3 separate regions of the Homo sapiens genome follow, and all the other regions are linked to region 2. Evidence: chromatin loops called from intact Hi-C (ENCODE). Cell type or tissue: PC-3. All regions are shown on one strand.

The links. A loop is a pair of places that touch in the nucleus more often than their neighbours do. Peaks named below come from ENCODE experiments on the same cell type or tissue, not always from the same donor. Only the 100,000 strongest peaks of a DNase experiment are listed, where the experiment ranks them.
Region 1: a loop joins it to region 2, with 13 times the contacts of the local background. A loop is called at or near these places in 1 of 110 quality-filtered maps.
Region 3: a loop joins it to region 2, with 3 times the contacts of the local background. A loop is called at or near these places in 1 of 110 quality-filtered maps.

Annotation. Positions count from the first base shown.
Region 1 is chr17:70,086,820-70,091,819 of GRCh38, reverse strand. The region is part of intron 1 of KCNJ16 (potassium inwardly rectifying channel subfamily J member 16); the gene reads right to left. Among named protein-coding and RNA genes, the nearest start is that of KCNJ16, 14 kb to the right of the region's middle. In PC-3, no CTCF peak of the experiment used is centred here; no DNase peak of the experiment used is centred here.
Region 2 is chr17:69,855,554-69,860,553 of GRCh38, reverse strand. The region is part of intron 4 of LINC01483 (long intergenic non-protein coding RNA 1483); the gene reads right to left. Among named protein-coding and RNA genes, the nearest start is that of LINC01497, 100 kb to the left of the region's middle. In PC-3, no CTCF peak of the experiment used is centred here; a DNase peak (open chromatin) is centred at 2,923; H3K27ac peaks cover 820 bases.
Region 3 is chr17:69,674,309-69,679,308 of GRCh38, reverse strand. The region is part of intron 3 of LINC01483 (long intergenic non-protein coding RNA 1483); the gene reads right to left. Among named protein-coding and RNA genes, the nearest start is that of LINC01483, 83 kb to the right of the region's middle. In PC-3, a CTCF peak has its summit at 1,927; no DNase peak of the experiment used is centred here.

The DNA.
Region 1 (5,000 bases), 230 kb before region 2:
TAAGGGAGAGGTGACTCTTGATAAAGTACATCAGGATGATTCAAGGGTATGTATTCAGTTCAAGCAAAGCAGCCCTTAAGTGTCTAATGAAGCCCTACCTAGGTAATAGCAAGAAACTAAAGGCTTATCTGGGAAAACAGCAGAAAACTATATTCTGCAACCAGTAGAATAGATGCCATGGAAACATCAGAGGAGTGGTGTGTGTGTGTGTGTGTATGTGTACTGGGGGATAAGGTGGGGTGCTGAGTGGAAGGAGCACCCCAAACAAATACTGCATGTTTACTTGTTTGCAGCAAATCCTATTAAGGAGAAAATCCCATTATTTATCATTCCTAAGCCTAAATTTTGATTCTTTGACCCCTGTAAATGCGTACTATTCCATAGGCCTCTCCTGCACTGTGTTGGAGGAGGGTAGCTGGTTGTTAGCAAATTTATGATGTATAAGACGTGATTGTAGTCCACAGGAAGTTAGTAAGCTATTTAGAAGGCAAGATATAACAAACAGGAAATTATCTTATCACTTAAGTTGTGTTTTGACTTCAATTTTATTTTAGTTAACAGTCAAATGAGTGGGAAATGGTGACAGATGATGGTCAAATGAGTAGGAGAGGAAGTAGACAGCATGAGTGAGTTCTGAGGAGGACCTACTCATGATTGGTGTAATTCTTCTGAAAAGGTGTTGTGTAAAGGGTAGATTGGGCTATCACTTTGAAAGATATGCTTAGATGGATGAAAGTCAAGTAGGGGAGAACTTAACATTCTCCAGATGGGAGAAAGAAACAAGGCATTTTTGTAAAGTGGGAAGGCTGGAGTCATATAAGAGAAGTGGAGGCAGAGAAGGCCAAAAGATCAAGCTGAGTCAAAACTGGGAAAACATTCACCGGTTAGGCTAAGGATTTTGAATCTTTGTTTCATAGCCACAAATGTCCTAAAGAATACTTCTGGACAATGTTTTTGTTACATTGCTGGCAACTGAGCTAAACAAAATGGTTGACACTTTTTCAGGTGATCTAAGTGGGTTAGCGGTATTGTGAGTGGGTTAGCGGTATTGTGAGTGGGTTAGCGGTATTGTGAGTGGGTTAGCCATATTGTGAGTGGGTTAGCGGTATTGTGAGTGGGTTAGCCGTATTGTGAGTGGGTTAGCGGTATTGTGAGTGGGTTAGCGGTATTGTGCACTATTTCATATATCCCTGCTAACCCGGGTAGATAAATCAAAAATTACTGAAGAGAAACTATAGAGCCTGATCATCCAAAATGATACTCTTGGGTTTTTCAATGTCTATCGTATGAACTTACTAAATGCACCCAATGAATTGGCAACACATTCTGTAAGTAGGACTCTGTGCCAGAATGAGGCTCATAATTCAGGCTAGAAAAGAAAAGTACCTGGGAAAATAAAGTCCAAGTGTTTCCATTGACCTCAATTACCCAAATAATGTGTGCAATGTTATCCAGCCAAAATGTAACAAAGGTGATCTGTTTTCTACTAGCTAAAGGTTTGTGAGATGACAGTGTTTTTAGGTCAGCTTTTCTCCTTATCTTAGAGTTTTCAAGCCTGTAGAATTTTCTTTAAAGGGAAAAACAAAAAACCCAGAACAATTACCCCCATTCAATCACAAAATCACCACCATCAGCCTTTCCATCCCTGTCCCTTTGGACAGAAGCAGAAACAGCCAGTTCTGCCTAGATTCCAGTTGCCCTGTTTTACCAGCACAATTACTTTGGCAGGAAGATAAGTAAGTGATTAAATCTGGGGTGGAGGCTAAAAAAATTAATGCTTGGGCAAATGATTTAACAGTGTCCTTGAGGTGCAGTGAGACAGTTGAGGCTGGATGGAAGTGGACTACACCAGTTTCCCTGTCGAGATCCCCTCTTTCAAAGCAGCAGTGCATAATTTAAACTTAGACCTGCAGTGGTGGAAGCAGTTATTACCACGGTTACAAAGTGTTAGCAGGATCGGCCTTTATCTTGAGTGTGATATAATTAGAGATTCTAAACAGAGTTAGTCAGAGGTGTGTGTTCTCTGTAAATACTGGAGTAACTAACTTTTAATCTTTTTATGTACATATAAATTTGATAAACAGAGATGTGGTAACCTTTTGAAAAAATGTCACTTGCGGTTGTAAGTCTAGTTTATAGCTAAATGTTTTCCCTCCTTCCCAGCAAGTTAAGATTATTTAATAGAGTGCCCTCGGGTTATAGACTACAGCAACTATGGAAACCCTGTAGTTTTATGCTTCAGTAACTGCAGGCATTATGTTTTTTTCACTGCCTCCCTCAAGTCACAGATTCCACCTTTGGGAACTATTAAAACATACAAACAAACAAACAAAAATTTTAAATGGTTTTGGGTGATGTTTTTCAACTTCAGGAATCTGGAAATGCTGAGAGTTAAATAAAAGTAAACATACTTATTCCCTCTTTTCTAGTAATTAAAACTCATATGCAAATTATGCAAGACTCTTAAATTAATTTAAAAATAAAAACTTACGGGGCCAACTGAAGTGGCTTAGACCCCAAAATTCCTGCTGTAGAACAGTCCTCAGAAAAAGAGTGAAATAAATGAGGATAGCGTGGCCCCAAGCATACGGCATGGTACCTGGCACAGAGTTGATACGTAACAACTACTGTATGAATTGAAACCATTTATAGGTTCAGGAAGAGGACATATAGGGATCAGAAGAAGAAATTGGCTTGATTTGCCTGTTTGTATTCCTGTGTTACATACAGCAACGTAGGACCAAAGTAGCCGGTTACAAAATGAGAAAAGCAAAAGAAAGAAAACTTTCACACGTTCTGGTGGAAACGAGACTAAAAACCTTTTCTCATTAAGTTTTAAAATCGAATTTGACTTTTTAAAAGTCAATTTTAAATTCAATTTTAAATTGAATTGACTTTTTAAACTGAGGACTTTTATATTACCAAGCCATATTAGATCTACATATTTTAAGTCATTCAAGCCATAGGACTAAAATCGGCCACTAGGCAAAACTATTGTGGTATAATGGTCAGAATCACATAAATAAACAGGTCATGCCACCTCCTTAATTTTTTTCCTAAGTTTCCTAGTTAGAAAAAAAAAAATCACTTGGCCTTATTTGATTTCTTTTCAATGGCAGCCACTAACCATTTTGAATATAGCCAAAGTGTACCATAAGTTACCCAAAAGAGGTAACTTTTCTTTCCATAGAGGACAAAATTTAATGAATAATTTGGAATTAACCCTGGTGACAAGCTTTAATCCCCTGGGAATGTTACCATTTCTAAAGTGCCTGTTATGAGTTGGTTGTTTCAATTTCATTGCCCCAATATCCCTAAGACAGGGGTCCTCAACCCCCAGGCCAGGGACCGGGACCAGTCCATGGCCTGTTAGGAACCGGGCCGCACAGCAGGCGGTGAACAGCAACAGCAGACATCCAGCATTACCATCTGAGCTCCTCCGCCTGCTGGATCAGCGGCAGCATTAGAGTCTCATAGAAGCACGAATCCTATTGTGAACTGCACATCCGAGGGATCTAGGTTGTGCGCTCCTTATGAGAATCTAACTAATGCCTGATGATCTGAGATGGAACAGTTTCATATCCCCTCTCTCCTCCATCCGTGAAAAAAATCGTCTTCTACAAAACCAGTATCTGGTGCCAAAAGGGTTGGAAACCGCTGCCCTAAAAGCTCTGTATCACAGCTATCGTTGATCCAATTTGAAAAGAAAACAGTTTTGTGGTGGTGAGGTGCCTTGGCCTAGACTACTGGTTTTCAAACTTTTTTCTTTTTCTTTTACTTTTTTTTTTTTTTTTTTTTGAGACAGAGTCTTGCTCTGTCGCCCAGGCTGCAGTGCAGTGGCGTGGCGCTATCTCGGCTTCACTGCAAACTCCACCTCCCAGGTTCAAGCGATTCACCTGTTCTAGCGTTTGACATTTCCTTTTACGTAATTGCAACTTCTAAACTAAAGATCAGATCATACACTGGCATATTTTTCTTATTCTTGTTTTATTCATTGTTGGTACTTTTCTGATTTGATTCCTCATGAAAATAACAAACAACATTTGTGGTAGCACTTTGGAACTTAAGCCTTTTACATCGTCACATTTTATTATTTATTTATTTATTTATTTTGAGACAGAGTCTCAGTCTGTCATCCAGGCTGGAGTGCAGTGGTGCAATCTCGGCCCACCACAACCTCTGCCTCCCGGGTTCAAGCGATTCTCCTGTCTCAACCTCCCGAATAGCTGGAATTACAGGCGCCTGCCACCACAACCGGCTAATTTTATTTTTGTATTTTTAGTAGAGAACGGGTTTCACCATGTTGGCCAGGCTGATCTCGAATTCTTGACCTCAAATGATCCGCCCACCTTGGCCTCCCAAAGTGCTGGGATTATAGGTGTGAGCTACCGCGCCTGGCCTCCTTAAGATTTTTCTATGACAGAAGTAAAAGAGGAAAGAGGACACTGTAGTGGTTGGATGGTAAATGAAAGAAAAACAGAGGCCAGAATTGAAACCCTGGAATTTGAGTTTCCCTATCTGTCTTACACTAACATCACTTAATTTACCTGAGTCTTAGTATTCCTATTGCCATAATAAGAATTCTACTACCACTTCCTCTCACTACTCTCACAGAGTTGTTTTAAAGATAATGTCTATAATCCCAGCTCTTTGGGAGGCCGAAGCAGGCGGATCACCTGAGGTTGGGAGTTCAAAACCAGCCTGACCAACATGGAGAAACCCTGTCTCTACTAAAAATACAAAAAAAAAAAAAAGTAGCTAGGTGTGGTGGCAGGTGCCTGTAATCCCAGCTACTCGGGGGGCTGAGGCAGGAGAATATCTTGAACCCGGGAGGTGGAGCTTGCAGTGAGCTGAGATTGCACCATTGCACTCCAGCCTGGGTGACAGAGTGAGACTCTGTCTTGAAATAAATAAATAAATAATAAAATGTGACAATTGATGTAAAAGGCTTAACTTCCAAAGTACTACCACAAATGTTGTTTGTTATTTTCATCAGGAAT
Region 2 (5,000 bases):
TCAATAGTTGTTTCTTCTGTGAGGGCATTTGCAAGTTTGGGCAAAAGCTGAGGCTCAGGCTTGGCACAGGTGGAGGAATTCCACTGCAGAAAACCAAGACGAATAATGCTTCTGAAAACTTCCGAATGGTAGATAGAGATCTGAAAGAGCGCAGACACATGACCCCAAAGGACATTTGCTGAGTGCTGAGGCAGTATAGGAAGTGGGGTGTTTATCTGTTCAGGGTGCTTAGGTGACAAAATCCTTCTATAAATACAACAGATTTGCAAGGTTATGAACCTGTTTGGGTGGAAGGTTAAAGGGCTTAATTTAAAGGATCCAAAAGATACACATTATATTACTGAAGAAGTAGAGACTCATTAGACTTTTCATCAAAACCCTGGTAAAGCCACAGTCAAAAAGGATGGGGCTGAAAGGGAGAGTAAAATTTTGCTCAATTTCTTGGTACTTAGGATAAAAGGTCCTGTTTTAAACCATGGCTCATCTCTTCCTCAAGATGTTTGACAGATATTGAAGCTACATGGGGCTGGAGGCTAAATAGTTAAGCTCAAACTCAGAAAAATTGAATTGAAGGGTTTAAGGTCTGAGGAGACACACATCTACCAAGATCACAATCAGAAGATCAGCGATATAGCAGAGGTGGGCTGAATCTATCTAAAACTACAATCCAGTTCTGACCAAGCTCAATTACTGATTAGATTTAAATGACCTGGCCAGCCACTGTGGCTTATGCCTGTAATCCCGGCACTTTGGGAGGCCGAAACAGGCAGATTGCTTGAGCTCAGGAGATTGACACCAGCTTGGGCAGCATGGCAAGACCCTGTCTCCACTAAAAATACAAAAAACTAGCCAGGCATGGTAGTGCATGCCTGTAGTCCCAGCTACTCAGGAGGCTGAGGTGGGAGGATCGCTTGAGCCTGGGAGGCGGAGGTTGCAGTGAGCCAAGATCACACCACTGCACTCCAGCCTGGGTGAAAGAGTGAGGCCCTGTCTCAAATAAAATAAAATAAAATAAATGAAATAAAAAAACCTTCCCCTCATATTATCTTCCCAAGAAAAGAAAGAACAATTCCCCTTGGGGAAAAATGACATTATAGTCATTATTTATAGATTTTTAAAATCTGTCATAAAATTTAAATTTAAAAAACCAAGAAACAAGATAATTTACCTCATAGTCAAAAGAAAAATTAAGCAAGAGAAGTAGAACCTCAGTTTATCCAGATAGTGAAATTTGTAAATAAAAATATTAAAATAACAATTATAGCTATGGTAAAACAGAGGAAAGGATGGTTAAAATAAAGAAATGAATGAAAAGATGCATAATGTAATAAACAACTTGAAGCTATAAGCATCAAATATACCTCCTAGAAATGAAAAATGCAATTATCTGAAACAAGGAATCCATTAGAACAATCTAGGCAATGCAAAACAAAAAAGATTAGTGAACTCAAAGACAAACCAATAGAAAAACATTCAAGCTGAAGAATGGAGGGGGTAAAGCATAGAAACAACAACAACAAAAGAGAAGAAAATTCATATGGGAGACATTCAATTGTAACATATTGTATTTGGATTTCCAGGAAAGGGTAGAAATGGACCAGTGAAGTATTCAAAGAAATAATGCAAATATTTTTTGGACTGATGAAAAGGAATAAATTGCAGACTTATAAATTCAGTAAACCCAAAGCAGGGTACCGTTCTTTTACTCTCTCCCTCTTTCTGTCTCTGTCTCTCTGTCTCTCTCTCTCTTTATCTCTGACACACACACGCACACACACACACACACACAGAGACACACTCCTAGGCAAAAGTAGGTTAAAACCATAAAGATCACATGGAAAATACAAAACATGAGCTACCAATATCAGTAACGTGAAAAGGGACATCACTACAGATGCAACAGATCTTTTAAAAATAATAACAGGATAATTGTGAATGACTTTATGCCAGTGAAATTTCCAGTAAAGTAAAATTTAAAAATTAAAAAAAAATCACAACCTATGAAACCTGACAAAGGAAGAAATTTAAAAATCTGAATTAAATATGTAATTATAAGACCTTCCTATGAGAATGACCCAGATCTGGAATGATTCACTAGTGAATTCATACATACATTTATGAATAAAATAGACCAATCTTATACAAACTTTTTTTAGAAACTAAGGGGAATAAAGGAAGTACTTCCTAACTCCTTTCTGAGAGCTTGGGACAAAACTTGATTCCATACCCTGAAAAGAAAATTTTAAAAAGAAATACTACAGACTAATCTTACTCATAAACTTAGAGGCAAAATTTTTTTTAAAAATTGGAAAAGTGAATTCGGTAATATGTAAAATGAGTAATACACCATTTAAACAAGGCTTATTTCATGTAGCCAAGAGTGTATTAATATTCAAAACTTAATGTGATTTACTTAACAGTAATATTCAAAACTTAAAGTAATTTACTTACAAAAACTTAATGTAATTTACAACACAGTAGAAAATCATGCAATCATCTTAATGAATGCAGAAAAAATGTGACAAAATTTAACACCTGTTTATGGTTTTAAAAACTTATAAAATCATGAATAGCAGAAAGCTTGTTTAAACTGATAAGCACATCTACAAAAAGAAAACCCCTCATATTTAATGGTAAAATATGGAAAATTTTCCCCAACAACAAAAATGAGGCAAAGACTATTACTATTTATGTTCAATGTTGAAACAGAGATCTTGGCCATTTGAACAAAGCTATAAAAGTAAAGAAAATAAACACTCAAAAGGCCTATTATAAAACCACAGTAATTAAGACAATGTCATATTGGCACACAAATAGACAAAATGACTAATGATACAGAATGGCATTGATATAGACCAACTCATGTATGCTTCCTGATTTATGACAAGGCAGCACTGCAGTGAAGAGGGGGAAAGGTAGCCATTTCATTAAATGGTGCTGGGTCAGTTAGATAACCATATGGACAAAATGAGTCATCCCAGAAGGTTGGAAAGCATGGAGCTGTTGTGACCTGGCTTGTTATTGTTACATCAGCCAAGTCTATTGCATAGTCTCAGCCACCCAGTGTTTCCAGCTTAGATGATCCAATGTTGTTAAAATAGTAAATTTTTTTTTGCATCAGGATGAACATATGGTGGTCTCTTCCCTGTTCATCAGGATGTACATACAGTGGTCTTTTCCATGCTCACTTCAGAATTCTACTTGAAATTATTTCAAAAATTGCCTGAGTACCTGCAGTGTTCTATTATAAATTTGGCATGAAAGAACAAAAGAGAGGGAATAGTATCAAACAGATACACACAAAGTGAGTAATATTTGTCTTGCCAACATAGACTGCACAATGAAAGAAAAAAAAGGAAGAAAAAGAAAAGAAAAATTTGTCAAATTTCCATGAATTTGGAATTCAATCTGAACCATATGTAGCTCCAGATTAGGTCATATTCTCATGATAAAATTACTAATTTTGTCTTCAATTTTGTCTGCTACTCAGTATTTCCATGATCTCTTATTAGCTGATCTCATGCATTATTTATTTGGTCTGTATCATTCGAAGATAAGGGACTTTGAAGCCCTGAAGTTTCACCAGGAGGTTTGGTACTCAGTGATTAAGGTACAAGTGGAAAGGTAAGAGAGTTGGGTACAGTGGCACACAGACTCTGGAACAAAGTCCCCTTACTTGCTAGCAGTGTGATCTTGGGCAAGTTACTTCCTCTCCCTGTGCCTCAGTTTTCTTGTCTGTGGAATGAGTTTAATAATAGGACCTACTTCATTAGGTTGTTGAGAATATTAAGAGAGTTTGAGGTTAAGGCACTTAATATATAGTGCCTGACACATAATTAGTCCTAAAAAGATATTAGTTACCATTTTTAGGTTGTAAGAACCATACAGAAAATTCTTGTCCTTTAGACACTGGCTTTTTCTAATTGCATATTAACCCAGGCTTTCCACAAATTGTGGTGATTTGGAACGAATTAGTATTTGCCCCTTTAAGCTCAGTTTTCCCATTAGCAGAGGGCAACTATGCCTTTCTGGTTTCCCATCAGAGGCCAGTTGAGAATAAGAGGCAGTAGAGCAGAGTAGCAAAGATCTTAGGCTTTGGAGCCAGTGGCCTTAGTTTAAAACTCCTCTGATGGTTTCCAGCTGTGCTACCTTGCAGTGAATGATCTAATTCCTCTTCTCATCTTTAAAATGGGGACGTAATGGCATCAACTTCATAAGATTGTCAGGAGAGTTAAATAAGAATGCATTTAAATTGTTTAATGATCAGTTTATGTGATTACTAATAGTCATTGTGCTATTATTATTATTATTATTGTTAACAACATTGGTCCCAACATAGAAATGCTTTGAATTCACTGGTAAGGATGCATTTGAATAATTCAAAGAACATTATTATCTTTCAATTTTCAATAGCAGAGACTTCTTTTTTTTTTTTTTTTTTTTTTTTTTTTTTTTTTTTTTTTTTTGAGATGGAGTCTTGCTCTTGCTTTGTCACCCAGGCTGGAGTGCAGTGGTGTGATCTTGGCTCACTGCAACCTCTGCCTCCTGGGTTCAAGTGATTCTCCTGCCTCAGCCTCCCAAGTAGCTGGGACTACAGGTGCGTGCCACCACACCCAGCTAATTTTTTGTGTTTTTAGTAGAGACGGGGTTTCACTGTTTTAGCCAGGATGGTCTCGATCTTCTGATCTCATGATCCGCCTGTCTTGGCCTCCCAAAGTGCTGGGATTACAGGTGTGAGCCACCGCACCCAGCCTGAGACTTCACTTCTTTTAGCATGGTGTTGGTTATGCTCCAGGCACTTGAGTCTTTACCCAATTAAGATATTCATTGCAGACTCTTTGCAGTTATTTGTTGACACAGGTAATGTACAATATTCAGGCTCTCACCTAGTTAAATATTAGACGTGGTCCATAAAATATGTGTATAAACCAAACTCTCTTTAAAATGTAGTGTATCATTCATTTGCTCCAGAGTTTATGGACTATTCTTACAGAGGATCA
Region 3 (5,000 bases), 180 kb after region 2:
GAATAAAGATGAATATGTAGTAGTGAGAGAAGAGAGCCCTGCCAATATCAAGGCGTACTATGAATTCTCTAGAATTAAAACAGTATACTAACAATACAAAAATTGTCACAAACTAATGGGAGTTATTAGAAAATCCAGAAATATACCCAATTAAAGGTACAAATTTAATATGCTGTAAAAGCAGCATATCATATCATTGAGTTAAAGATGGACTATTTAATAAGTTGTGTTGAGCTAACTGGGTAACCATTTGAACAAAATAGCACTGGATCCTTTTCTCATATCATACTCCAGGACAAATTCCAGATGGATAAGCTATTTAAATGTAAAAATTTAAATCTGTGGTACTAGAAGTGAATTCCTTTACAACCTGAAAGTAAGAGAAGCTTTTCTATGACTGAAGTCTTAAAGACATAAGAAATTGGAAAGATAAATTTGATAAAACAAAAATTAAAACTTTTACACAGCAGAAGATTACCAGAATTAAACTAAAAGACAAATGACAAAATATTAAAATATTTTAAATTTTTAATCATAAAATTTTAACATGAAACACTTCTAAACATAGGGAAATTCAAAACACTAGCAATCCAATAAAAAAAAAATGGGCTAGATTAACGAAAAGAAAGTTCACAGAAAGAGAAATGCAAGTTACTCTTGACTACCATAACAGAAATACAAACCTACACAAAAGAAATCAAAGCTACATTGAGCTACCTCTTCTCAATTATTTATTTGTCAAAAGCCAAAAGTTTGAAAACACTCTGTGTAGAAGTCGTGAGGAAACAGTCTCAATGTTGTTGGTGAGAATAGAAAACAGAGGATAATTTTGCAACATATGCCAATATGATATATGCATCTACTGTTTCACTCAGCAATCCCACTTCTAGGAAGCTATCCACAAAGCCACACTTACACAATACACAAGGGGTACATGCACCAGATTGTACACTGCAAGACTTTCAAGTAGCAAAACACAGGAAACAACCCAACTGTCCTCTAGGAGTCTGACTGAATAATCTACAGCACATTCACACATGTAAACTGTGCAGTTCCACAAACGCACAGGGAGTCCCTCTATATAATACCAAGGCATGATTTTGATGTGTATGAAGTAAAAAGAACAAGATGAAGAAAAGTTGTTTTGGTGTATCACCACTCATATAAGACAGGTTGATATAGGAATACATTAAACTATCTGCTTATAGCTTAAAACAAACAATAAAATAATAAATCTTAATTTTTTAAAAAATCTGCATATATGACAGGAAAAAAAAGAATGGAGTGGACAGACCAAGAGAAGAAATTAGCTTTGTATGAATCTACCTCATTCTAGATATTTGCCTTTGAAACCATGTAAATGTTTTACATAATTATAAAATACAGTTATTTGTAATGCAATGTCAAGAAATTTAAAAATAAATAAATAGTCTTAAATATATAACAGGTACAAATATAGTTGGTGGCATAGTCACATGCAGAGAAACTAAACTATGTGACTCTAAAACACAACAATTTGTCTGCACATTCTGGAAGGGTGTACTCTAACGCTGTAATATGCTGAGGACAAAGACAACTTCCAAAAAATAAAGTTGTATACTCTTTTCTATAATTATATTGTTGGTATTAGCATTGATGTTGTTATTTCCAGACTGTTGTGTGTACATTATAGGAACAAAGAGATGAATATTTATGTGATACTCTAATTCTATAATCCCCTATATTATTGAGAACAGGATTACTGAATTGGAGAAAGAAGATAAAGACGTGATATCAAAATAGGTTAAGTGAAAACCTCAAGTAGTTGTGAATTTTAATTGGAAGATCGATACAAACTCATGATTTTTTATCTTTAAAACATATCTATATATTTCTTAGTACTGCCGACTAAGAAAGCCAACCCAGTAGCAATGATGACCCCTACAGACTAGACTGTAGCGTCCAAATACTTTTTCCCACTGAAACGAACCAGGGCTTCTTGTAGAAATGGTTGTGTACAGATATAGAACAGGAAATGTACAAATTAGACTGGAATTCTACCATATGAAAAGAACCCTCTAGAAGACAATAGATGTCTTGTAAAAGCACTCAGGAGCCACCCGAATCAGCTCCCGCTGGTCAAAGTGGGGGATAATTTGAACACCAATAAGGAGAATAACTGCAATGGATTGGCACATCCCAAGGATGTATTTCATGTATGCATGCCTGCATTTTTATATGTATGTATAATATATGAGATCACAATAATCTCCCCAAAATAAATAATCACACTAATTGATCATAGTTGGATGATGCTTACTACCTCATTATTTTGAAAACTAAAAAATACATAGAAAAAAATTCAGCATTTATTATTTTCCTATAGAAACTGTACCATTTGGAAGAAGAGTTGTAAATGAGGCATTTCTCTTTATAGAAGTTCCTAGCTAATGCATGAAAAAAAATGTTAGAATTAGACTATAAGAATTTTTCAAACCCCAATGAATTCACCTAGGATGTAGGTTGCTAACAACAGCATCTACAAACATCATAAAAAGAAAATAAGTCTCCCTCCAGAAGAAACTAAAGCTACCCACAAGCCTCCCCCTGCCCACAACCATACCACCAATTAATTTTCAGATTTATTTGATGAAGTCTTTACACATAACTATCGATTTATAGGAAGCTCAGAGGACAGAGCCGTGTGAAATACTATCTGCAAAATCCAGACTACAGACAGAATAGCCCAGTTTATTAAATGAATAAATTGCAAAGAGAGAGAGAAAGAAGCAGAGAGAGAGAGCAAGAGAGGGAGCCTATAAATTAAAAGTTATTTGAAAGACTTCAAATATCAACCTATTGTAACATGGAAATTATTTGGATCCGAATTCAAAGAATTTGTAAAAATTTAAAATACAAATAGTCACTGACTAGATATTTGATGATACTAAGAAACTACTGCTAATTATTTTTAAGTGAGATAATGGCACTGTGGTTTTATATTTTTGAGACCTTGTCTTTTAGAGATGCAAGCAGAAATATTACGGATGACATAATATGATGTCTAGGATTGCTTTCAAAATAACATGGGAGGAGGGTATCAGTGCAGAGATAAAATGAATTTGGCCATGAATTGTTAGTTGTTGAAGCCGGGGGTTGAGTACTAGCCAGATCACAATAGTGGTCTGTTTTCTTTTGTATGTTTGGAATGTTCTATGATTAATATTTAAGCAAGGAAAAAGATCTTGAATGTGAAGTATTTAGACAGTACCTGTCACATAAGAAACAATTACTTAGGGCCGGGCGCAGTGGCTCACGCCTGTAATCCCAGCACTTTGGGAGGCCAAGGTGGGCGGATCACCAGGTCAGGAGATCGAGACCACCCTGGCTAACACGGTGAAACCCCATCTCTACTAAAAAAAAAAAAAAAAAAAAAAAAAAAAAATTAGCTGGGCATGGTGGTAGGCGCCTGTAGTCCCAGCTACTTGGGAGGCTGAGGCAGGAGAATGGCATGAACCCGGGAGGCGGAGCTTGCAGTGAGCTGAGATTGCGCCACTGCACTCCAGCCTGGGCGACAGAGCGAGACTCCATCTCAAAAAAAAAAAAAAGGGAATATTCATTTAGTTATTGGTAATTAACTATTAATATTATTTTATTACTTTATAGATGAGAGTTCATAAGGTTAGTTTTCCCAAAGATATTTATTTTAAGTAAGGTATATACATGTGTATAAAACATACAGCAATTCAGTAAGTAATACATATATATGTATACCACAATAAAGCATTATTATCAGTATCACCTCATGTTCCATATCATTGGGCTCTTCAGAGGTATGGGTTATTGAGTTCAAGACTAGCAACCCACTTCACAAAATGGCTTTTGTAAAAAGATATTTTAGAATTCATTTATTGAAACATCATAAATTTTAACAAACACTATAATGAAATGTAATTGACCAATTTTATTATCTCTTTATAAGGAGATAATTACTCTTTATAAACAGTAATTTACTGTAATTTTACTGTAGTAAATTATTTTGTAAAAAGTAATAAATCATGAGAAATTGACATGTTTTGTTGTTCAGTTGCATAACCACTTTCTCTATTTGTCTCACTCCAACTGAAAATAAACAAGGTCTACCCCATGCAAAGCCCTGATGTATTGTTGCTTGCTTATATGCCCAACTTCCCCTTTCTGTACCTGTTTTCCCATTGTCCTGCCTGATAATCTTTCTTACAAACTCAGTCATCCAACACCCTCCTGCAATCTTCAGTCCCTATGCTATCAAAAGAGATCTAAGTGGTTTTCACTGGTCAAATTGGATATACTTTGATTCACACTAAATCATACCAAAAATCCTGCTTTAATCTGGTATTTACATTTTAAAGATTTTGTTTCTTTGTTTTATAGAAGAATACACTAAAGCACTTCTCTACTTTTATTAAGGGGAGATTTGGTGATCAGAAAAGATCTATTCAGGCCTGGCACCCTCTGTCCCAGGTGGTGGAGACAAAGCTCATCTCTAAGTCAACATAGGTAATAAAAATAATTTCAGGAAGGTGGCAATGGAGATGACATTCTAGGCAAAGCGAAAGGCAGACATAAGCACACAGCTGCAGGTGATATGCAAGTGCATAACTTGTTTGGGGAGAACGTTGTAAAGGATTTGGTGGTTGGGGGATTTATGCTTTAAGCTATAGGTCAGCAAACTGGAGCCAGAGGCCCAAATCCAGCCTGCCACCTGTTTGGGAACCATAAGCTAAGAATGGTTTTTACAGTCTTTAATGGTTGGAAAAAACATAAGAATAGTATCTAGTAAGATGTGAGAATTATATGAAATCCAAATTTCAGTGTCTATAAATAAATTTTCTTTGAGCACAGTTTACCTGTATTCTATGGCTGTTTTGTGCATGACAGCAGAGCTGAGTAATTGAAATAGAGACGACGTGGCCCGCAAGCCCTAAAATATTTTCTATCTTGCCCTTTACAGAAAAAGTTTGATGATCCCTGCTTTAATT